Regions from separate parts of the Homo sapiens genome. Here regions 1 and 3 are each linked to region 2. A link is an interaction called in ENCODE POLR2A ChIA-PET data of the cell type or tissue named here. Cell type or tissue: GM12878. All regions are shown on one strand. Region 1 has its middle 5.2 kb from the start of MIR492. Region 2 has its middle 71 kb from the start of TMCC3. Region 3 has its middle 16 kb from the start of TMCC3.

Region 1 (8,000 bases), 120 kb after region 2:
AAAACGGTGAAACCCCGTCTCTACTAAAAATACAAAAAATTAGCCGGGCGTAGTGGCGGGCGCCTGTAGTCCCAGCTACTTGGGAGGCTGAGGCAGGAGAATGGCATGAACCCAGGAGGCGGAGCTTGCAGTGAGCCGAGATCCCGCCACTGCACTCCAGCCTGGGCGACAGAGCGAGACTCCGTCTCAAAAAAAAAAAAAAAAAAGGTGACCCTGCAATGTGGATTGCCAGGACCCACAATGAGCCAGAGGGGTTGGCACCTTTTCAACACGGGCCTGCATTCCTGCAGGTCCAGATCCCAGAGTGTACTGTATCCAACGTGCCTGTGGCTAGCGTGTGTCTACAGACTCTGGAACCACACTCCTTGGCTTCCAACCCTGGCTCCAGCACATACTCTGTGACTTTTGGCCAGTACATTAACCTTTCTGTGTCTCCATTTCTCCTTCTGGAAGGTAAGCATTAAGTATCTCCTATCTTTAAAAGTTCCTAAGAAGTCTACATCCTAGGCCACCCTATATGTGCACACCCAGCAGCCCTTTCTGTCCCCTTTGAGCCCAATCTGAGGGAGGACAGGTCCCTCTCTCAGCCTCAGAAAGTGAATGATGATGGGATTCAACCTTTTCTTTGGTTTTCTCCTTCTCTTTGGCCAGTGACAAGTCAAAGGCAAGAATAACTCGGTTCTCACTAAACAGGGAGGTCAGCAGGGAAACTTTCCTTTCCCAATAAAAAGACATAGGTTTGGCCAGGTGCGGTGGTTCACACCTGTAATCCCAGCACTTTGGGAGGCTGAGGCAGGCGGATCACCTGAGGTCAGGAGTTCAAGACCAGACTGGCCAACGTGGTGAAACCCCGTCTCTACTAAAAATACAAAAATTAGCCGGGCATGGTGGCACATGCTTGTAATCCCAGCTACTCGGGAGGCTGAGGCAGAAGAATCGCTTGAACCTGGGAGGCAGAGGTTTCAGTGAGCCGAGATCATGCTACTGCACTCTAGCCTGGGCGACAAGAGCAAAACTCCATCTCAAAAAAAAAAAAAAAAAAAAAGACATAGGTTTATGCAAAGCGTATTAGGCCATTCGTGCACTGCTATAAAGGAATACCTGACACTGGGTAATTTATAAAGAGAAGAGTTTTAACTGGCTCACTGTTCTGCAGGCTGTACATGCATGGCACCAGCATCCTGAGCACAGCTTCCAGGGAGGCCTCAGGGAGCTTTTACTCATGGCAGAAGGCAAAATGGGAACAGGCATGTCACATGGCATGGCGAATGAAGGAGCAAGAGTGAGTTGGGGCAGAGGTGCCACAAACTTAAACAACCAGATCTCCTGAGAACTCACTCACTATCACTCACTATATCAAGGACAGCACCAAGACATGAGGGATCTGCCCCATGACCCAAACACCTCCCACCAGGCCCCACCTCCAACACTGGGGATTAGATTTCAACATGAGATTTGGGCGGGGACAAATATCCAAACCATATCACACAAAAGAAGCCTTTTGACCCTTCCACTGCCTTTAGTGCTGCTATAGCAGCCATCTGCCGCCATGGGGAAAGAGCCAGGAAGGCCAAGAGGATCTCAGCCCTGAGCACTAACACTGTCCTGGTCTCTGTGCCCAGGCCAGCCTCCACTTATTCCAAGGATGACTGTGAGGAATGTGGACCCCTGCTTGTTTACAGTACTGTTGGATAACTCTTCTTTTGCTTGTGGCCAAATGCCATCCTAATAGGTCAACTGTATAAGTTTATTCTCATTAAAAAAAAATAAAATTTAAAATCATGTTCTCCAAAAAGTTACTGAGTAAAAGTGATGTCGCAATATCAGTATGACTCATGGCATTGATTTTTGTTCGTTTGTTTTTTGTATTTTTCTGAGACAGAGTCTCACTCTGTCTCCCAGGCTGGAGTCAGTGGCGCAATCTCGGCTCACTGCAACCTCCTCCTCCCGGGTTCAAGCGATTCTCCTACCTCAACCTCCTGAATAGCTGGGACTACAGGTGTGCGCCACCATGTCTGGCTAATTTTTTTGTATTTTTAGTAGAAATGGGGTTTCACCATATTGACCAGGCTGGTCTCGAACTCCTGACCTCGTGATCCGCCCGCCTCGGCCTCCCAAAGTGCTGGGATTACAGGCATGAGCCACCATGCCTGGCCGGCATTGTTTTATACACACACACAGATACAGAAATATAGGGATGTGTGTGTATATACATTATATATACACACACACACACACACACACTATATATGGGTGTACATGTCACATATATTTCCTAGCTTTTTCCACTCAGGCGGCCTTGAAGCTGTGATGTCCCTACAGCAACAAGCACACTTAGTATCTGGATCTTGGTTTCTAAATACCATCCTCCAGATGACCTCCAAGAGACCAGTGTTCCTTGAAGAAATGGCTGGCTCAAGAACTGCAGCAAGGAAAATACAAGATGAACCTGGACATCTTAGAATGCCAGAAAGCAAAGGAGGTGCTTTTTTTAAAAAGGAAAGGGTGAGAAAAGGAAAAAAGAAGAAAGATGGGGCATGTCAAATGGACGTATAAGCCAAACTGAAGGAGTTCCCAATAGCCAAAGCTGGAACAAATTAGAGGGAAAAAAGGGGGGATAGTAGTATAAGATCATAGAATAAAACAAATATCTGTGAGCCTATACTGAAATAAATAAGTGACTAAGTAAATATAGCAAAAGGGACAGATCTTCCTTACAAAAGAATTCCAATTAATAATTATAGAAAGAATTAGGAAAATAGAAAATCACCTGTATTTCACTGGAGCAGAAATGTTTGCCCTAAAAAAAATTATGGCCTTCAGTCTTCCTGGGAATGATCAGCTGTTGCACTTTCGGTGACAGCAGGATTATGGACATTAATACAGAACTTTACAGTTTATAAATTTTTTTTTAAGAAAGAAAAGAAGAAATCATGATTAAACACCATAGTAATAACTGCTTTAACAAGATCCACTGATGAAGATAAAATTAATGTGTGAAACTTTATGGAGAAACATTATCTGCACAACCTTAAAATATCTCCTAGCTGAATACTAATACAAATATTAATTACTGTGGTGGTTTTAAAATATGTCCACAGACTCTTTGATACTCCTCCATGAGGTGGAACTTAATCCCCCCATGCCCTGAGTATGGGCTGGACTTGGTGATTCCTCTCTACTTAATCAATGATGGAAAGGGAAAGACAGTAACCTTACAGTAGTGAAACCTAGCAGACATGAGACATCACCAGTACCAAGCCATCTTGACATCATGTACTCCTTCAAAGGACGCAGTGAGAACAGCGTATCACCTGAATCGTATTTGTCCCCAAAGTCCATAACCTCAGTCTAATCCTGAGAAGACACTAGACAAACCCAAATGGAAGAACATTCTATAAAATGCCTGAACACGACTCTTCAAAAGTGTCAAGGTCATACGTCTCAAGCCTTTTAGTGTTGTTATAAAGCAACATCTGCATGCTTGGCTCATGGTTCTGCAGGCTATTCAAGAAGCATGGTGCCAGCATCTGCTTCTGGTGAGGGCCTCAGGCTGCTCCCACTCATGGCAGAAGGTGAAAGGGAACTGGTGTGTGCAGAGATCACATGGTGAGAGGAGAAGCAAGAGAGAGGAGAGGGGCCGGGCACGGTGGCTCATGTTTGTAATCCCAACAATTTGGGAGGCCAAAAGGGGAGAATCTCTTGAGCCCAGGTGTTCGAGACCAGCCTGGACAACATAGTGAAACGCCATCTCTACAAAAAATAGAAAAATTAACTGGGCAAGGTGATGCGTGCCTTAAGTCACAGCTACTCGGGGAGTTGAGGTGCGATGATCTCTTGAGCCCAGGAGGTTGAGGCTGCAGTGAGCCGTGATCACACCAGTCCACTTCAACCGGGGTGAAAGAACAAGACCTTATCACAAAAAAAGAGAGAGAAAGAGAGTACAGGTGCTAGGCTCTTTTTAGCAACCAGCTCTCATGGGAACTAACAGAGTGAAAACTCACTCATTACCACAAGGACAGCACCAAGCTATTCACTGGGGATCCACCCCCATGACCCAAACACCTCCCATTAGGCACCCACTTCCTACACTGGAAATCAGATTTCAACATGAGATTAGCAAGGGTCAAACATCCAAACTATAGCAGCCATATAAGACAAGGGAAGATGAAAGTATCATACATCGGAGGAGACTAAGGAGACATGACAACTAAATAAAATGTGGATTGGATCCTGGAACAGAAAATAACATTCGAGGAAAAACTGGGAAAATGTGAATAAAGTATGTAGTTAACAACTAAAGTTAACAGTGTTGTACCAAGGTAAATGTTTTCATTTTGATGAACATACCATGTTGTTTAAGATACTCATATTAGGCTAGGCGTGGTGGCTCATGCCTGTAATCCCAGCACTTTGGGAGGCCGAGGTGGGTGGATCTCCTGAGGTCAGGAGTTCGAGACCAGCCTGGCCAACATGATAAAACCCTGTCTCTACTAAAAATATAAAAATAAGCTGGGTGTGGTGGCACGCGCCTGTAATCCCAGGTACTCAGGAGGCTGAGGTAGGAGAATCGCTTGAACCCGGGAGGTGGAGGTTGCAGTGAGCTGAGATCGCGCCACTGCACTCTAGCGTGGGCGATAAGGTGAGACTCTGTCTCAAAAAAAAAAAAAAAAAAGTGTGAAAACTAAACCAAACAAAGCAATGCTCCAAGAAGATGCAGCACGTGTATCCTAAGGCTTCAGGTTCCCATAAAATCCCTGAGGTTGCCCAGACACCCCCAGTTTGGGATGCATCAGAGCCTCTCTCACTAATGAATACCATAGCCATGATGACCATGCATCCAGGAGGAACAGCATGTATCCTCTATTTTCACTGGAGGCTGTACCCCAAGGGTCTTTCCTAATTACCACTGCTGCGAGGACCTGGATGAAAAGTGATAAGCCCCCAAGCATGGCAAGGCTCTAGCCTGTTGCTTCTGGCTATGGTCCCATCACTCAGCACTTTGAAGACCCGCATAGAATGAGTTATTAACACACCCAAAGAACAAATTCTGAAAGTGCATCAATATTAATTCATTTACAGAGAGGTTTTGCTTTCTCCTCTCTCTTTCTTGATTAAATGCTTAGTGCTTCCTCAAGAGATATGCTGTCACGAAACTCTCAACAAGTCATGAATGAGAAGAAAAGATAAAATCTTCCCCATCACCTTAAAGGAAAGCATTTATTTAAAAGTTCTCATCAACCAGACGCAGTGGTTCATGCTTATAATCCCAGTGCTTTGGGAGGCCAGGAGTTCTAGACCAGCCTGGGCAACATAGCAAGAGCCCGTCTTTAAAAATAAATAAATAAAAAATTAGCTAGGTATGGTGGCATATGCCTGTGCTCCCAGCTATTCAGGAGGCTGAGGCAGGAGGGGAGCCTGGGGTGGGAGAATCCACTTGAGCCCAGGAGTTTTGGGCTGCAATGAACTATATGATTTTGAGACAAAGTGACATTCCGTCTCAAAAAATAAAGTTCTCATCACCTAAACGTATGCCTTTTAGTTCATATTTTATTTGTTTAATCTTTGGGTAAGACTCTTGTTGCTGTTTTCTTTCTTTTTAAGATGAAGTGATAGATTGCTTGCAAAAATGGCCCCAAATCCTCCATCCCACTCCCTTGTATCCACACCCTTTACTCAGTGTGATTATGTGGCTTCTTTCATCAAGGGAGACAGTTTGTTTACCAAACCTTGAAGCTGGGATGGCCATGTGGATTACTTTAGCCAACACAATGTGGCAGACAGAGTTGGTAATGTGCCAGTTCCTGAACGCAGGCCCACGAGGCTCTGCTCTCTTATGCTCCCTCTCAGAACCCTGCTTCACAGCCATGAGAACAAGTCAAGGCTAGCTGCTGGAGAACGAGAACACATGTGGTATAAAGATGAGCCAGCCCAGCCAAGAAGACAACTGCCCACATGGGCCCAGCCTACATTGCTTGCCTGCAGAACCATGGGCTAAATAGTTATGTCACCACATTTTAGGATAGTTTGTTATCCAGCAAAATCTAACTGATACAATTGAAGTGTGTGATTTTAGTGCTGTTAATTATTCTGATCTTAAAAGTATTACTAATTGGAGAAAGTCAGAAAATACAGAAAAGGAGAAAACCGCCCATAATTTATCACTAGAATAAAACCAACATTCTGGTGGTGTTTTTCCCCAGTCTTCAGTATATTAGTGTGACTGAATGAAAATGAAATCCACTTAGTTTTAATTCCGTATCTTTCTCCTCCCACTGAAAACATTCAATAGAGCTTTTCTTATGCCATTAGTGTCTGAAAACGTAATTTTTAATGGTTTAAATATTCTATTTATCATGGATGTACAATAATTTAAACGTGTGCATATGTTTCTGTAGTTTCTATAATTAAATAATGAAATTATTTATTCATTATTGTAAGTATTATTGTTCATTTGAGTACAGAAAGCTATGTTCAACTCTGTGCTTATTTCTTTAAAATAAGCTTCTAGAACTGAAATTCTTGATTCAACGAGTATAGACTGCTAGTCAAAGCCAGTCCCCCTACACACACACACACACACACACACACACATACACTTCTTTGCTGGCAGAGACACATTTTGTTCCATTGTTTACCCTGCGTTCTACCATGTGCTCAGAGTGAGGAGCCTCTCCCCAACAAGGAAGAGAAAGGAGAATCCTGATAGTCTAAGCTACTAGCTAAATCTAGCCCACCACCTGTTTTAGTATAGGCCATTTAATGCAATTCTGGCCAGTGAGACATGAGAGAGGTCTTTTGGGAGCTTTTGGAAAAAGCTTTTCTTTACAAATACCCATGCAAGAAGGAATGGTTCCTTTTCTCAACTCTAGAGATGAGTGTATAAAGATGCAATGCCCGGAACTGATGCAGCCATCCTGACCATGAGGACTTAAGTCTATGGGAACAAACTGATATACTCAGGATGGCGGAGAAGGAAAAGGAAACACTCATGTCCTTTGTGATGTTTTTGAGCTGCTGAATTTCCTGGAAACACTCCACCTCTGGACAGTGAGATGATAAACCTAAACTTCTTTCTGTGTAAACCATTTTTACCAGGTTTTCTGTTCCTTACAGCCTAAAGGACAGGGACTCTTTCAAGGCTTTCTCCACACATTACCAAACTGAGCGCATAGAGAGATTGTAGCAATGAACATTTTCTGCAGAACTACATGGGCTTAACATAAAATTTACAAAATAACTTGGAGAAAAATAATACATGTAAAATATTCAATGTTCTAATATCCACAAACCTGATATCTCCTTTGTTCAAAATTTTAAAAAATATCTCCTAGTAAATTCCATTATTTACTTAGTCCAGCAATGTGCTGTGAGTTTTTCTAAAGGTTTTACGCTTTTTTGCTGTTATTATAACTAGAAGCATTTTCTCTATTATATCTAACAGATTGTTGCTGGTATATAATAAAGCTATTATTCTTCATGTATAAATCCACAACTTTACTGAGTTGTCAATAAGTTTAGGAGTGTTACCATACATTTGTTTCTTTTTTATTGTTATGTAATTATGTTGTTTATTTTTTAAAAACTTTTTACTTCCTGCTATCAGCTATATTTCATATGTTTCATGCTTTATTGTACTGACAAGAAATTCCAGAATAATAAATATCATCTTAGTTTTTTTATTTTAAAGGGAATCTCTAATGTTTCACCATTGAGTATGACATTAAATACTGGTTTAAGAGATATGTATGTGTGGGTGCACAGACATACAAAATTTATTTTTTGGTTTATAATATACATAAATCATGTAAAAAATCTTATTTTTATAAGAATTATATTTTTTAAATTAACGACAGGTACTGAATTGTCAAATGTAATTTAGGAATCTATTGTGATCATCATATAGTTTATCTTAACTGAAACTGACCAAAGAGTCTAGTTACAGACTTCCTTTAAAAAATTCATATTCCTAGGATAAAATGTTACATATACATCCTGAA
Region 2 (8,000 bases):
TTTTTTAAAAACCACTCTCTCACACAAATTCTCTCTCTTACCAATATACATGACTCACTAAGAATTCACATTACATGAAATCACAAAAAAGCAATAGGAATTCAATAAGGCATTTTCTAACTCTCACAAAAGTTTGGCCCCCAGACAGTCGGCAACAGAGAGTGCTGAATTTCCAACGGATTTACCACTGCTGTCTGACAGCAAGATCCTGTGAAAGAGGTTGGGGCTGACGCTTTGATGCTTTGTATGGGGAGGGGATCCTGCGCTGGGAAAGGGTCTTAATCAGACCAGTGTGAGCTGCCCACGGCTTGTAATTAAGGCTCTTCCTGGCCAAAGCCCACAGAGATGCCAGGCTTCAAGTACAGGTATTCAGCACAAAAAGCCAAAATTATCCCCCGGAGTGCAGAGGTTACACGGTTACAAAAGCCGAGGATTTTTTTTTTTTGTCCTCTTTAGAGAAATAAAATCATGAACTGCTCCGATATAAAATTAAATGGCAAAATGTCCATGATATAGCAAGCTCCCTTTCCCAAAATAAAGTTGTAGACAATATGTATTAGTGAGTCCATTTAATTAAGCAAAGCCAAAAACCAAACCCTCTCCACTATCCCCTTTCTCTCTGTAATGCATACATTGAAAGCTTCCTGAAAATAGATATCAAAGTGTTAAAACTGATTACCACTGGAAAGTGAGGGGGAGTCTTTAAATTTTATATAATCTTTCATCACAGGAAAAGTAAACAGATTAGTTTAATGAACCCTGATGTACCCATTACTCGGTTTCAGCAATGATTAATTCATGACTAGTTCTGTTTCATCTATACCCTTCACTCACTTCCTTTCTTCTGTATTGTTTTGGAGCAAATCCCAAATACTATTCACCCTTAAATATTTCAGTATGTATTGTTAAAAACAAGGAAATTTAAAAAAAAAAACATAAAAATAATACCATCATTATACCTAAAATATATCAATGATAACAATTTAATACTTCAAATATCCAGTGTTTAAACTTCCAATTGTCCCAAAAATGTTTTTTAAGTAAAAAGAAAAACTTGATACAAATTAATTTAATGAAGTTTAATTGAGCAAAGAACAATTCATGAATCCGGTAGCACTCTGAACCAGAGGAGGTTCAGAAAGCTCTGCTCCATAACTGGGCAGGGAGTATTTATAGAAAGAAAACAGACATGAGGCACAGAAACAGCTGGATAGGTGGCAGCTCAGAATTTGCCTTATTTGGACATGGTCTGATCAGTTAACAGCCTGTAACTGGCTAACACCTAACACCCAGCTCCTTGTTACAAAATACACTCCTAAATTAGGCTTTCAAGTTTATTTACATTCTAAGTTAGGTTAGCTTGTTAAGTAGGGACTCATGGTATGGAGGCAGTCTCAGGCCAAATTTAGTTTAACATTTGTTTTGTTTTACAGTTGTTTGAATCAAGATTCAAATAAGGACCATATATAATGATTGGTTAATATGTCCTTTAAGTCTTTCAATCTATAGGTTCTCCTTCTATCTTACTGGGTTTTTTAAAAAATAATTACATTTAGAATTTTATGTATCTATTAATTTGAAATTGATCACTAATAGGTTTTCTGTTTTGTTTTGTTTTTGAGATGGAGTCTCGCTCCGTGGCGTGATCTCAGCTCGCTGCAACCTCTGCCTCCCAGGTTCAAGCGATTCTCCTGCCTCAGCCTCCCAATTAGCTGGGACTACAGGCATGCACCACCACACCCAGCTAATTTTTGTATTTTTAGTAGAGATGGGGTTTCACCATGTTGGCCAGGATGGTCTCAATCTCTTGACCTTGTGATTGGCCCGCCTCAGCCTCCCAAAATGCTGGGATTACAGGTGTGAGCCACCGTACCTGGCTCTGTTTTTTGTTTTTTGTTTTTTTAATGAGGAAGGAAAGAAAAATTAAATAGCTGAGAGTACAGCACTGAGTTCCTTCATTGATGAAAAAATAAAAAAGCAACCCATGGTAAGAGATACAGCAGTCATTACAGGATATTCCTCTGTCTCCCAAAAGGCAACTGGACAAGAGTCCATCAATATATAAAACTTGCTTAAGAGGTAACTTTATGAAGCTAGTGAACTATCAGTAGCACAGTGAGACCAATGGCAGTGTAAAATGTCATCAGAAATGTCATCACAAATCCATCTGAGGGAACAGACAAATCAGCTTAACTGTCGGTGTGTCTTGGTTCTGCCCTAGTTAAGAATGGAAATGGGGGTTATTAGGAAGACAGAAGGGAGAAATCATATTGGGGAAGCAACGGATAAATGTTCACTGTCATCACTGTTTATATTTGTTGTGCTGTGATGCTCTTGTTAAATATGGGAGGTGGTTTCAGTGCTGAAATTAACTTCCAATTGGTAGAAGTTGGGGAGAGAAGGTTTCCAATTGTCAAAGTACAGGATGATGCCTTACACTTGGTACGTACTACACACATTTGTTGAAAGGAACATAAAATAGCTTAAATTTTTAAGGCAGATAGCCAATGATGCTTCCCAAACTACAAGACCAAGAAAAGTAAATTTACGGACTCTCCATGTCACCCCACCTGCATTGAAAAAGAGTCCGTATTTACATACATGCTTGAATCTCTTAGTTGGTTATGCAAACAAGCAGCATTCATTGATCAAATATTTGTCATCGTGTCTTTCCTTGTAATGGAAATCAAAGAATCATATCATTAAAAAAGTCAAATTCATAGAAGTAGAAAGTAGAATGGTGGTTACCAGAGGCTGGGGGTGGGGACGGGGAGAGGGATGGGGAAAGGAAAGACGCTGAACAAAAGGTACAAAGTTTCAGACCATGCACAATGGCTCACACCTGAAATCCCAGCACTTTGGGAGGCTAAGATGGGAGGATTACTTGAGGCCAGGCGTTTGAGACCAGCCTGGGCAACATAGCGAGATCCAGTCTCTATAAAAAAAACATTTTAAAAAATTAGCCAGGCATAGTGGCATGCACCTGTAGTCTTAGTTACTCAGGAAGGGGAAGTGGGAAGATGGCTGGAGCCCAGGAGTTCAAGGCTGCAGTGAGATATGATTGTACCACTGCATTCCAGCCTAGGCAACAGAGTGAGACTTTGTCCCAACATTTTTTTTTTTTTTTTAGTTAGACTACAGAAATAAGCTTTAGTGATCTATTGCACAGAATTTTGACTATAATTAATAATAACATAATACGTATTTCAAACTTGCTAAAATAGATTTTAGGGCCGGGTGCAGTGGCTCACACTCGTAATCCCAGGACCTTGAGCAGCCAAGGTGGGAGGGTAACTTCAGGCCTGGAGTTGGAAACCAGCCTGGGCAAGATGGTGAGACCTCCATCTCTACAAAATAATACAAAAATAAGCTGGGCATGGTGGTGTGCGCCTGTAGTCCCAGCTACTTAGGAGGCTTAGTGTGAGGATCTCTTGAGCCCAGGAGTTCAAGGCTGCAGTGAGCTATGATCATGCCACTACATTCCAGCCTGGATGACAGAGCAAGACACTGTCTCTCTTTTATTTATTTATTTTTAAAGTAGATTTTAAATGTTCTTACCACAAAAAGAAGATAAGTATGTCAGGTGATGGCTATGTTAATTAGCTTGATCTAATTGTTACACAACTTAAACATATATCAAAACATTTCATCATACCCTTTACATATATACAATTATCGTCAATTAAAAAGCTTTTAAAATAATTTTAATAATTCTAGTTTCTTTCTCTTTTTTGGCATATCCCTTTAAAAAATAAAATCCAGCTGGGCGCGGTAGCTCATGCCTGTAATCCCAGCACTTTGGGAGGCCAAGGCGGGCAGATCAGGAGGTCAGGAGATCTAGACCATCCTGGCTAACACGGTGAAACCCTGTCTCTACTAAAAATACAAAAAATCAGCCGGGCGTGGTGGCGGGCGCCTGTAGTCCCAGCTACTCAGGAGGCTGACGACGGAGAATGTCGTGAACCTAGGAGGCAGAGCTTGCAGTGAGCCGAGATGGCGCCACTGCACTCCAGCCTGGGCGACAGAGCAAGACTCGATCTCAAAAATAAATAAATAAAATCCTACAACATATTACACATTTAAATCAAATAAGAGTTGAGTTGGGCCTGTTAGAATAAGACTGGAGGACTTGAAACCCTCCCACTAATCTAGTCCTACTTACCACATAATACTAGTAACTCCTACAATATCAGCTTGAATATCTCTAGTGACAGGGAGTTTACTACCTCACAGGACATAATCTTATTCTAGTTTCAGTTCCTGATACTAAAGCAATTTCCTACTATTGACCAAAAGTCTGATTTCCTGTAATGTCTACTCAGTGGACCAAAACCCTCTTCTACAAGTGAATATTTCAAGTATCTTAAGACAGCTGTCATCCCGCTCAGCTCTGCAGTCTGCAGCTCACCACCCCCAGTTCTTCAACTGTTACTCACCAGACATGGTCACTGCTCCTTATCATCCTGCTCCCCTTTCACTGGGTATGTTTTGGGAGTTTTAAATATGCCCTTGACCCAGGGGAGTATGCTAACCGCTCAGTGTCTGTCGAATTTATTTCTCAACTGGCTTTTATCAACGCACACATTTTCTGTCTTTGTCAGTCAACCCTGTTTCTAATTTTCAGCCCTAAGCCTGAGAGAATGCCCATCAAAACTCATCTCTTGACTTCTTGCTGTACTTCCTGAACTTGGATTATCTTCTCCTCTTCGTATACCGTAGGCTCCCCAGACTCATCATTCATAGCAAATGCCCTGCGCTCCAGCAGACAATGTGATGCCTTTCTTGATGCTGCTACTTTTCCCAGCTCAATCCAAAGGCCCAGAAAAAAGTTCTCCTCTTGTCTGTATTCTTCCTAAAACAGAATACAACACCCCAGATGTGCCTCGGTCACCTCAGAGTTCAGTGTGACTGTTCTTTCCTCTCTCCATAGAGTGCTTCTCTTCAAGTAGATGGGTCATATTAGTGAATGTGTCTGGGGGGGTTTTAGCAGCTGCCCCTCCCTGTTCGCTCATCTCAAGCTCACAGCTGGCCATCAGTCTCCACTGGCCACAGCTACTCCTAGCTGTCTCCAATGAGGTGGCCCCCCTGCAGATTTAGTTGGGCCCTGAACCAATGACAACCAGGATTGATAATAGAGTAAGACAATGGCTGTCAATGCTAGCTGCACAGTTAAAATCATCTGGAAAGCTTTAAAAACTATGAATGGCTGAGTCCAACCACAGAGATTCAGGGTCAATTGTTCTGAGTATCCTTTAAAAAAATCAGAATTTTAAAAAATGCTCCCAAAGTGATTTTAATACACAGGATTCAGAGTCACTTCTGCAACCGGAAATGCCTCCTAACAGGTAAATATGTTCTAGAATTCATCTGTGTCTGTAAAATAGAGCCCAAAGTGCCTGGTAGAACTTCTATTCCACAATTCAAGGAGCTGTCCTAACCATCTAATAAACCATATTTAATTTTCCCAACAATTCCCCATTGAATCAAGGCAAAAACCCAGCCTCAGAAATGTCCAGTAACCAGTGCAAGGCACACTGGAAGGAAGGGGTGAATACAGAGTACTCTGGCAGGCTCCAAAGGTAGTGTCCTTAACCCTGATACACATTCCCCAATGTAGCCCATTCCTTGGCCTTGCTGGAGTGCTCACCCTTTCTTCCCAGAGTCCTGGGACTCGGGCTTTCCTCAGTTTCCAGGGGGGATTAGAGTTCAACTTTGAACCTCTACCTAGTTCCTACCAGCCCTTCTCTGTTGCTCCTGATATGTTCATCATTTTGAAGGAACTCTGTCGACATAGCCTGGATGCTTCAAAATCCAGTCACTAGGTCAGTCAGTCCCTTGGGTGCAATTCCTTCTAGCCACTGACCCAGCACTCTGTGAGGCCAAAGTGGATCTCTTTATTCCTTTCCCTTCTCCCCCGATCATGCCCTCCCCACTCAATCTATCCTTTTCTTCCAGATTCTGCCCATAGTCAGTCCTGGTTTACTCCCAGTTGTTTGCATGCTATGTGGCAAGGCCCAGCCAATTACAGCACCAATTAAATCCCTCTGATTTCTTCTTTCCAAATGAAGTGCCATAAAGCTGCTTCTATTTCATCGTGTACATTTATGATCACTCTTTGAAACCTAAATGTATGACTTCACAATTTTTGCTTTTTTATTTAGCTTTATTAGTTTGTGCCTATTATGTCAGCACTTCCATAGAATCTGAAATTGTCATTTATCATAATGAGGTATCTTTCTGAGATGTTTATATCAGCTGCATTTTCTGTTTTTTCTTTTGAGACAGGGTCTCACTCTGTCGCCCAGGCTGGAGTGCAGTGGCACAATCACGGCTCACTGCAGCAACTCGTTTGACTTCCTGGGCTCAGGTGATCCTCCCACTTTAGCCTCCTAGGTAGCTAGGACTACAGGCACATGCCACAATGCTAGGTTAATATTTTTGTATTTTTAGTAGAGACAGCATTTCACCATGTTGCCCAGGCTGGTCTCGAATTCCTGGGCTCAAGTGATCCACCCACCTTAGTCTCCCAAAGTGCTGGGATTACAGATGTGAGCCATCACGCCCAGCCCAGCTGCAAATTTTTTGATAAAGTCTTCTTTGTTTTTATCCAAGTTACTAATAACATGGCTCTTTATTACAGGCATTACTTTAGTTTGGTCTAAAACCAACAGAATCAACATTTTCTGGCAAAAATCATCCACTTGACTGTCTCCAAATAAGTATACAATCTTATTTTCAATATTTTAATGAGGAGTTTTGTGACTGCTTTGCTGAAACTGAGATTCACTATCTAGATATTGTTCCCTGAGCCTGGTTACCATAATGAGTGTTGTTAGCGAACCCTTATGGGTTCCTGGTGATCTCTTTATTCTTCTCCAATTGCTGACAAATATTTGAGGATCTATTATAAACTTGTCAGGGTTTACATGAAATGTCAAAGACCATTTGTGAAAAAGTGGAACAACACCCTGCATTTTCCTATTTTTTAGGATCGCTCCTATTCTCTATAACCTTTCCAAATTTACTAATAGGGCCAGGCGTGGTGGCTCATGCCTGTAACTCCAGCACTCTTTAAGGCAGAGGTGGGAGGCTGGCGTGAGGCCAGGAGTTTGAGACCCGCCTGAGCAACATGGCGAGGCCTCGTCTTTAAAATAAAATAAAATTAAAAAAAAAAAAAAAAAGAGTACTAACAGTTGCTTTGAGGTCAGTTCCTTTACATGTGGGATGTAATCAGCTGGGTTTTCTTCACATCTTTCCACCTATCCAGTGTTTCAGTGTCCTTTTAATTCATTTGTCTTTTTAATTGAAAACTTTGCTGAGATAATTAAAGATTTGCATGGAGTTGTAAAACATAATACAGTGATCCCTTGTACATTGTACTGTTTCCCTCAACTGTTTTTGCAAAACTATAGTATAATATTGCAACCATAAAATTGACATTTGATATAATTCCCCCCATCTTACTCAGATTTCCTGTTTCACCTGGATTTTTGTATGTGAACCTCTATACAATTTTATCACTCATGTATAATTGCGAATCCAGTTAAGATATTCAACGGTTCTAACTCTGCAAAGATTCCCTGTGTTGCCTATTCATGACTCTTTTAAACACTGCTTGCTTTACTCTCTTTGGTTTTTAGATCAATTTCCATGAAGGAAAAAGGAGATGCAAAATAAGAGTTGAGAGGCTGTGCCTTCACTGCGCTACTTGTTAACATTATCACTTTCTATTCCTTTTCAGCATGGTTTCTTAATCTGCATAAGAATTTCTTTTTAAATATTATTGTTATTTTTTCCTAGAATTTTAAAAATGCTTTCATGTCCTTAGGTTTTCTTTATCTGATGTCCATTTTCATAATTTCTTTGAAATGTAGCTTGGTAAGTGGGTAGAGTGGTTTGCCTGTTTTTCTACTTTGTAGTAGAATGAAATAAATAACAGCACCCATTTGGGACACAAATTAATTGACATTGTTTCCTACATAGTTTCCAATTATAAATAT
Region 3 (8,000 bases), 55 kb before region 2:
CACCTGTAGTCCCAGCACTTTGGAGGGCTGTGGCATGTGGATTACATGGGGCCAGGAGTTTGAGACCAGCCTGGCCAACATGGCAAAACCCTGTATCTACAAAAAATATAAAAATTAGCTGAGTGTAGTGATGCACACCTGTAATCCCAGCTATTTGGGTAGCTCAGGCATGAGAATTGCTTGAACCCTGGAGGCAGAGGTTGCAGTGGGCCGAGATCATGCCACTGCACTCCAGCCTGGGCGACAGAGCGAGACTCTATCTCAAAAAAAAAAAAAAGAAAAGGAAATTTTGCAAATTCATGTGCTTTGCTTTGCTCCATGTTTTATGATTCCTATATTGGTTTGAGTCTTTACTTTATATCATGCACACACAGATTATAATATAAGTGGTTTGCTATTTCTAACCTCTTGACTCTACCACTTGGAAAGAGTTTCACTCTCTGATTATCGTGTATGACTACTGGCTATTTGCTACTGCAGTTTTCCAGAAGTCTACAACAGGGTTAGAAAACAAACATAGATAAAAATGCCTTACTTTTTACTAGGCACGAAATGTTCCATTCAGTTAAACCTGTAACTGGACTTGTGATGCTTGGGTTCCTACTTCACACAACCACAGAGAAAGCAGTTCTCTGGGGATCTCTAGCTGACTCCATTCTATGCACGGCTAGCCCAGGAGAATTGTCTTTCATTAAGCACATACTGAATCTGAAGGATGAGCTAGCTACACTCCAGGAACATATCGTCCGTGAATTCACTTTGCATTTTATCAACTCACTTTGCAGGATAAGGAAAGTGGGAAATGAAACTGCCAGAAAAATCTGATGTGATGTTGTTTTTAAACAGTCCAAGTCACAGTCCTTTCAAAAGAGGATGCTGCTTGCTGAAGCCTTCCTTGTCCACTCCAGTCCACACTGTTATCTCTCTCCCTTCTCTGAATTCTGACAGTATCTGTTGCTTAAATCACTCACATAAACATTCAATTGTAAATGATCTTGTGCTGTTACAGGGAGGCGGTATGGTGTACTGGAGGCAGACTGCTTGGATTCACATCTTGGCGCTGCTCCTTACGAGCTCTAAAGCCTTGGTTCTCACATTCATAAGCTAAGGATAACAATAGTACCCACCTCATACTGTTGTTGAGGATTAAATGATGTAATATATGTAAAGCACTTATAAATAAGAGCTCGATAAATGTCTGCACAAACAAAACAAAACCTAAAGTCTGTCTTCACGTGGTATCTCTTTCTCCTTACCAGTAAGACTTCAGTAAGGATGTATGCTGTTATCCTGGAAAGTGTCCTAGTAAGGTGGAGGATGCATTTTGATGCCGTATGTCATCATCACAAATTTTGTGAATAGGATTAGGATGAAAGTAGGAGCCTGTGGACAAGCTCTGGACCCCGGCCATCCCTCCCTCTCTGCCTCTGCTTGTGCTGTTCCTACCACTGCAGAGTCTGCAAACTTGCACAAGTGACAAGGGCACACTTCCTCCTTTTACACTAACCTCCAGCTCCTTTCATTCCCAAGGCCGTAGCTCCCATGTAGAATACACAGAGTCTTTTTGCTGGTACACTTTGACCAAAATATTCTACTTCTAGGAAGCTATGCTAAAGAAATAATAGGCTGGGTGTGGTGGCTCACGCCTGTAATCCCAGCACTTTGGGAGGCCGAGGCAGGTGGATCACGAGGTCAGGAGTTCAAGACCAGCCTGGCCAAGATGGTATAACCCCGTCTCTACTAAAAATACAGAAAATTAGCCAGGCCTGGTGGCACGCACCTATAACCCAGCTACTCTGGAGGCTGAGGCAGAGAATTGCTTAATACCTGGAGGGGCGGAGGTTGCAGTGAGCCGAGATTGTGCCACTGCTGTCCAGCCTGGCAAACAGGGCAAGACTCTGTCTCAAAAAAAAGAAAAGAAATAATACAGGAAAATACAGAAAAACTTTTACACACAAACATCACACATTTTGTCATTCTGAAAAAATTAAAACAATTCAAAGGATTATTTATTATGAAAAATCATGGACTGATTATATAAATTATGATATATTCATAAAAAATGCAGTGCAGCTATTGACAATTATACTTAGGAAGAATATGTAATCATATGAAGAAATGTTTCTGTAATGATATTATAAAAATTATAACAGGCCGGGCATGGTGGCTCACGCCTGTAATCCCAGCACTTTGGGAGACTGCGGTGGGCGGATCACAAGCTCAGGAGATCGAGACCATCCCAGCTAACATGGTGAAACCCCATCTCTACTAAAAATACAAAAAAATTAGTCGGGCATGGTGGCAGGCACCTGTAGTCCCAGCTACTTGGGAGGCTGAGGCAGGAGAATGGCGTGAACCTGGGAGGCGGAGCTTGCAGTGAGAGGAGATTGCACCACTGCACTCTAGCCTGGGTGACAGAGCGAGACTCTGTCTCAAAAAAAAAAAAAAAAATTATAATAAAAAATCAGTATAACTCTACAAGACTGACAAAAATAGAAAAGTATTATGATACTTAGTGCTGGTAATGATCTGGAGTAGCAGGAACCCTCATGCCCAGCCACTCCATTCCTCAGTATATATCTATCCCGGAGGCCACACATCAACCAGGACACACGTACAAGAACATTCACAGTGGTAACAGTCCCTATCTAGAAACAACCCAATTGTCATTCCACAACAGAATGGATAAAGAAATTGTTGTACAGTTATTTCACAATTAAGGTCAGTCATTTGTTGCCAAAAATCAAATGTTCCATGTGAAAATGCTAACAGGGAGCCTGTTATCTTAACTCATTTTGCAAAGTAGGGTTTTTCTGTTATGTGTATCAAACCTAATACTGACTGCTACAGAGCCTAACAAAATGCCCCATGCAAAGTATCACAAATGTCGATATCTTCTGTCCCACCCCACCCCCGGAAAATATTCAGGGCAAAATGGTCAACAGAAGTCCAAAATATTTTGCTACTGAAGAGTAAGAGAAACATCTTTCTCCATTTCTTCTGTGTCTTCCTATAGCATCTCTATAGGACTTTGCACAGAGCCAGTAAATTGCAATAGTTATTTATTTTGCCTACGTCTTCTGCACCAGACACTGTCAATACATCAACTGAGTTACTGCCAAACTCTTGCCCCCCCATCTCTATGATGGAAGGTGCTATGATTTTCCCAATATCCGGAGTAGCAACCAGGACATCTGAATAGATCAAGTGATTTGACCAAAGGTACTCAGCTAATAAATGGCAAAATTATTGTCCAAATTCCAGGTCTAAGCTTATTTACTAGGTGCATATCCTTGGATGAGCTCTTTAATCTTTATAAGCCTCAGTTTCCTCAATTGTAGAATGGAATTTGCAATTGTAGAATTGCAATTGTAGAATGGAATTGCAGATGGAATTCTAAAAATTATACCCATTAAACGATAACTATCTCTTGACTAAAAGTCAAGGCTGGCACTGCTGAGAATATGAACAGGGAAGAATCTCAGTGCATCTGCAGAGTACACTGTTGCAGGTTCCCTCTCAAAACATTTAACTTAAATGAGCCTGACTTGTCCTCATTCCCTGTCCAGCCTTTCCCTGCTTCTCCATAACAGTTTAACACACATCCACTATTACTAATATTCCCATGAAGATGATTTCTACATTCTAAGCCTCTTGTTTCCTGTTCTTCCCATGAAGAAAGAAAACGAAGCTTTTGAAATTCAAAATTATATCATCATGACTTTACCCTTTATCTGAAGGCTCCTTGTAAATCTTTTCCATCATTTCTAAGCACTTCTAGATTTTCAGTTTTGCATGTCAAGTTTCACAAAATTAGAAGTCAATTCTCCTATCACGTTGGAAGTGAAGGTTCAATTTCCTGCGAGTATTTAGAAGTCCTCACTGTCCTAGCTGACAGTTTTGAAAGGTATTCTATAGTTCTGTTATTTCTCACTGCTTCTTCCTACATCAGCTGTGGCTGATGCACTCCCAGTTAATATTTCTGACATTCTATTGATTTTCTTCCATTAGAAGGAATATCTTTCACAAAAGGAGAAGAATGCTATACAAGGCACAAGATTTAAAGTATGTAATATAATACCATGGAGTGTAGGATACCCAGCAGGCAAGTACACCCACTAACATGCATGTACACACACATACAAAGGAATTAGTAGAAGTTATCAGGGGCCAGGTACAGTGGCTCACACCTGTAATCCTAGCTCTCTGGGAGGCCAAGGCAGGCGGATCACTTCGGCCAACGCAGGCGGATCACTTCAGCCCAGGAGTTCAAGACCAGCCTGGGCAACATGGCAAAACCCCATCTCTCCAGAAAAATACAAAAAGTTAGCCGGACATGGTGGCTCGCGCCTGTAGTCCCAGCTACTCGGGAGGCTGGGGTGGGAGGATGGCTTGGGCCCTGGAGGTCAAAGCTGCAGTGAGCTGAGATGGCGCCACTACACTCCAGCCTAGGTGACAGAACAAGACCCTGTCTCAAAAAAAAAAAAAAAAAAAAAAAAAGTTATCAGGAAATCAAGAATATAACATGTAGGTTTTTCAGAACATTAGCAGGATTTGGTCATTTGGAGTTTACAACAACAACAAGCTTCCTTTTCAATTGCTAAAAGGAACTGAGGTAACGGAAAAAACAAATACAAGATCCAAGAAGATGCTGACCAATTTATAGAGCTCTATTTTGAATTTCTGCTTCAATGAAAGAGACAGAAAATCCATAAATTTCATTGCTGCTTCTTGACACTCACGATTGCAAAACCATTCTCTGGATAAAGCTCTACTGAGATGGGGCTTTTCCCATTGTCCATTGTTTACCTCTAATCCTTTTACAAAGGGAATCGTACTTTCCACAATCCAAAAATGTCAGAATGTTTTACATATAACCAATTAGAAGACAGATGATTAGAATATGGATTATTCATAAAACCCCAGCCCAGGACCTATTTAAACTACTATGCTTTAAATATTTTCCCTCATTTAGATATCAAGATGAAGTGTACAATAAATGATTGTCTGAATCTGCATACTGAATACAGTAGATGCTGGTCACATGAGCGCACCGAGGACTCGAAATGTACCTATTGTGACTGAGGAACTGAGTTTTAAATCTTACTTAATTTTAATTAATTTACACCTTAAAGACAGTACAAACAAAAGAAGGTAAAATATCTCATAAATATTCTATACTGACTACATGTCAATATGAATCACAGAGCCCATGTTTAATTATCAAAATGTCAAAACACAGAGACTGACAAGTATTCTTCACATCTCATTATATAAAATGAGCCAAACATGAGCTAAACATACAAATACTAGTACTATACATGGCTCTGGGAGGGATCCCAAGGGATCTCTCAGGTTTAAATTAATCCTCCTTCCCTGGTAGCATCTTATGTATAGCTTTAGCATCATACTTACCACAGTCTAATTTATGTGAAGTAAATTGTACGTACGTCTACCACGCCTCCCTTTAGTAGACTGTAATCTTTTTAAAATAGAGGACTTACTTGCTCATTCTAAAAATCCATCAGTCCCCAGCATGGTTGTTATATTGGAAATCCTTCCATAAATGTTTGAGGATTTAAATACAGTGTGTACTAATATTTTTTAAACATTCGTTTTTCTATAAAAGCAAGCCTAAAACTAATATTAAGGTCATACTCATGGAGGAAAAGATGCAGTATCAAACAAATGTCAGTTTTCCCTAAAAGTCAATCAATAAATGAAACACAATCCAGTAAAAAAGGATTTTTCCAAAAACTTGACAAGCTTATTTTAAAATTTGATGGAAGAGGCCAGGCACAGTGGCTCACGCCTATAATCCCAGCACTTTGGGAGGCCAAGGCAGGTGGATCGCTTGAGGCCAGGAGTTGGAGACCAGCCTGGCCAACATGGTGAAACCCTGTCTCTACCAAAAATACAAAAAAGTTAACTGGGTGTGGTGGCACGCGCCTGTAGTCCCAGCTACTTTTCAGTGAGCCGAGATCATGCCACTGCACTCTAGCCTGGGCGACAGAGCAAGACCCTGCCTCATTAAAAAAAAAAAAAAAAAAAAAAAAATCAGCGTAAGAGGGGCCAGGCGTGGTGGCTCATGCCTGTAATCTCAGCCCGTTGGGAGGCCAAGATTATTGGATTGCTTGAGACCAAGAGTTACAGACCATCCTCGGCAACATGGCTAAATCCATCTCTACGAAAAAAAAAAAAAAAAGCTGGGCATGTGGGCATGGTGGCACTGCACGCCTGTAGTCCCAGCTACTTGGGGAGGCTGAGGTGGGAGGATCGCTTGAGCCCAGGAGGTGGAGGTTGCAGTGAGCCAAGATCGGGCCACTGCACTCCAGCCTGGGTGACAGACCGAGACCTTGTCTCAAAAATAATAAGCAAACAAAATGAAAAATAAAATTCAATGGATGAAAAAATACAACTTGGGGGAAAAATATGGGGAGTAGGGGCAGACAGAGTGAGCTCTCCCTACCAGGTAGCCAGACATTTTATTGGCAATAGTTCAGGTGATTAGGAATTGGCACAGAGACCCAGGAAGAGAGAGCTCAGAAACAGGCTCATGCACATATGAAAGCACAATCTAGGATGGAGGTGGCATCAGAAATCAATGTGGAAAGGAAATAATTGGTAGTTCATATTGAAAAGAGTGAAACTGCAGTAGATCCCTGAATACCAAACCAAAATTTAAAATGCAGGTGCAATTGTTTCATCTCAGAACATTCTTGGTTTTTTTGCTGTTGCTGTTTTTGCTTGTTTTGCTTTTTTTGAGACGGAGCCTCACTCTGTTGCCCAGGCTGGAGGGCAGTAGAGCAATCTCTGCTCATTGCAACCTCCACCTCCGGGGTTCAAGCGATTCTCCTGCCTCAGCCTCCTGAGTAGCTGGGATTACAGGTGCCCACCACCATGCCCGGCTAATTTTTGTATTACAGGTGCACACTGCCACCCCCAGCTAATTTTTGTATTTTTTGTAGAGACGGGGGTTTCACCATGTTGCCCAAGCTGGTCTAAAACTCCCGATCTCAACTGATCTGCCCGCCTCAGCCTCCCAAAGTGCTGGGATTACAGGCGTGAGTCACTGTGCCCAGCCCACATTTTCTATTATTGATAATTCATTGGGAATTCTAGATGGACTGTATAATACATAAATTATACATTGATATCCATTGTTCCTACTTGATCAATAAATAGGAATAAATTAAGAACAATAAAAGGAACAAATGATTTTTAAGAAACTATCTTGAAGAGGCCTACACCACAGGGTACAAAAACACATTTTTTTCCTTCTTTAAAGTACTGAATCAAGCAAAAGTCCCTTATGGCTTTATAAAGGTCACACTTTTAGAATGGAGCTGGAGGCCATCAAATATACAGAGGGACTCCATGACTGTGCAAAGTACTTCTAAAGACTTCTTTGAAGCTAACTCTATAAAGCTGAAACCAAAATCCAGCCAAACAATGACTGCTCTGGTGCTGTTAACAGCACCTCTCCACTCATCTCCATCTGGGCTGTTAACCGAGCGCAGCTTGGCTTTATCTTAATTCACCCGGATCGAAGCGGGTTAATTCTCAGCGTAACCCCATGCATCAGACATTCCTAGCATTCAACATCAGCATGAACACAGCTCTCTGAATGCCACATAGTTTCCTTACACTTCCGTATGCCTGAACCTGTGGTCCAAATTTTTCCCTGACTTCAAAGGAGGTCAAAATCCCAAAACTGGGCTTTGATGGGGAAAAAATGTTCCAAAGACGTCATACACCTAGAACATGTTTCACACACGTGCTAGATCATCTCTCCAGAGAGTTTATTTCCTGCTTGAAAGTGGTTTCACCTGTTTTTCTAGGTCTCCTTCTTGGATTCTCCTGTTTGATGCTGCGGCGATCTCATAACAGAAATGTGATATTGCTATAACTATTTGTATTACTTTGCTCAGGCTGCCATAGCAAAATACCACAGACTCGGGGGCTTAAACAACAGAAGTTTATTTTCTCACAGTTCCAGA

Evidence for each region. Peaks named below come from ENCODE experiments on the same cell type or tissue, not always from the same donor. Only the 100,000 strongest peaks of a DNase experiment are listed, where the experiment ranks them.
Region 1: POLR2A ChIA-PET joins it to region 2 with 5 read pairs; 1 of 35 experiments calls an interaction of 5 or more read pairs at or near these places.
Region 3: POLR2A ChIA-PET joins it to region 2 with 9 read pairs; 5 of 35 experiments call an interaction of 5 or more read pairs at or near these places.

What each region holds. Positions count from the first base shown.
Region 1 is chr12:94,835,567-94,843,566 of GRCh38, forward strand. No RefSeq gene overlaps it. Among named protein-coding and RNA genes, the nearest start is that of MIR492, 5.2 kb to the left of the region's middle. In GM12878, no CTCF peak of the experiment used is centred here; a DNase peak (open chromatin) is centred at 3,975; H3K27ac peaks cover 2,772 bases.
Region 2 is chr12:94,717,060-94,725,059 of GRCh38, forward strand. No RefSeq gene overlaps it. Among named protein-coding and RNA genes, the nearest start is that of TMCC3, 71 kb to the left of the region's middle. In GM12878, no CTCF peak of the experiment used is centred here; DNase peaks (open chromatin) are centred at 1,312 and 4,312; H3K4me3 peaks cover 659 bases; H3K27ac peaks cover 1,725 bases.
Region 3 is chr12:94,662,436-94,670,435 of GRCh38, forward strand. No RefSeq gene overlaps it. Among named protein-coding and RNA genes, the nearest start is that of TMCC3, 16 kb to the left of the region's middle. In GM12878, no CTCF peak of the experiment used is centred here; no DNase peak of the experiment used is centred here.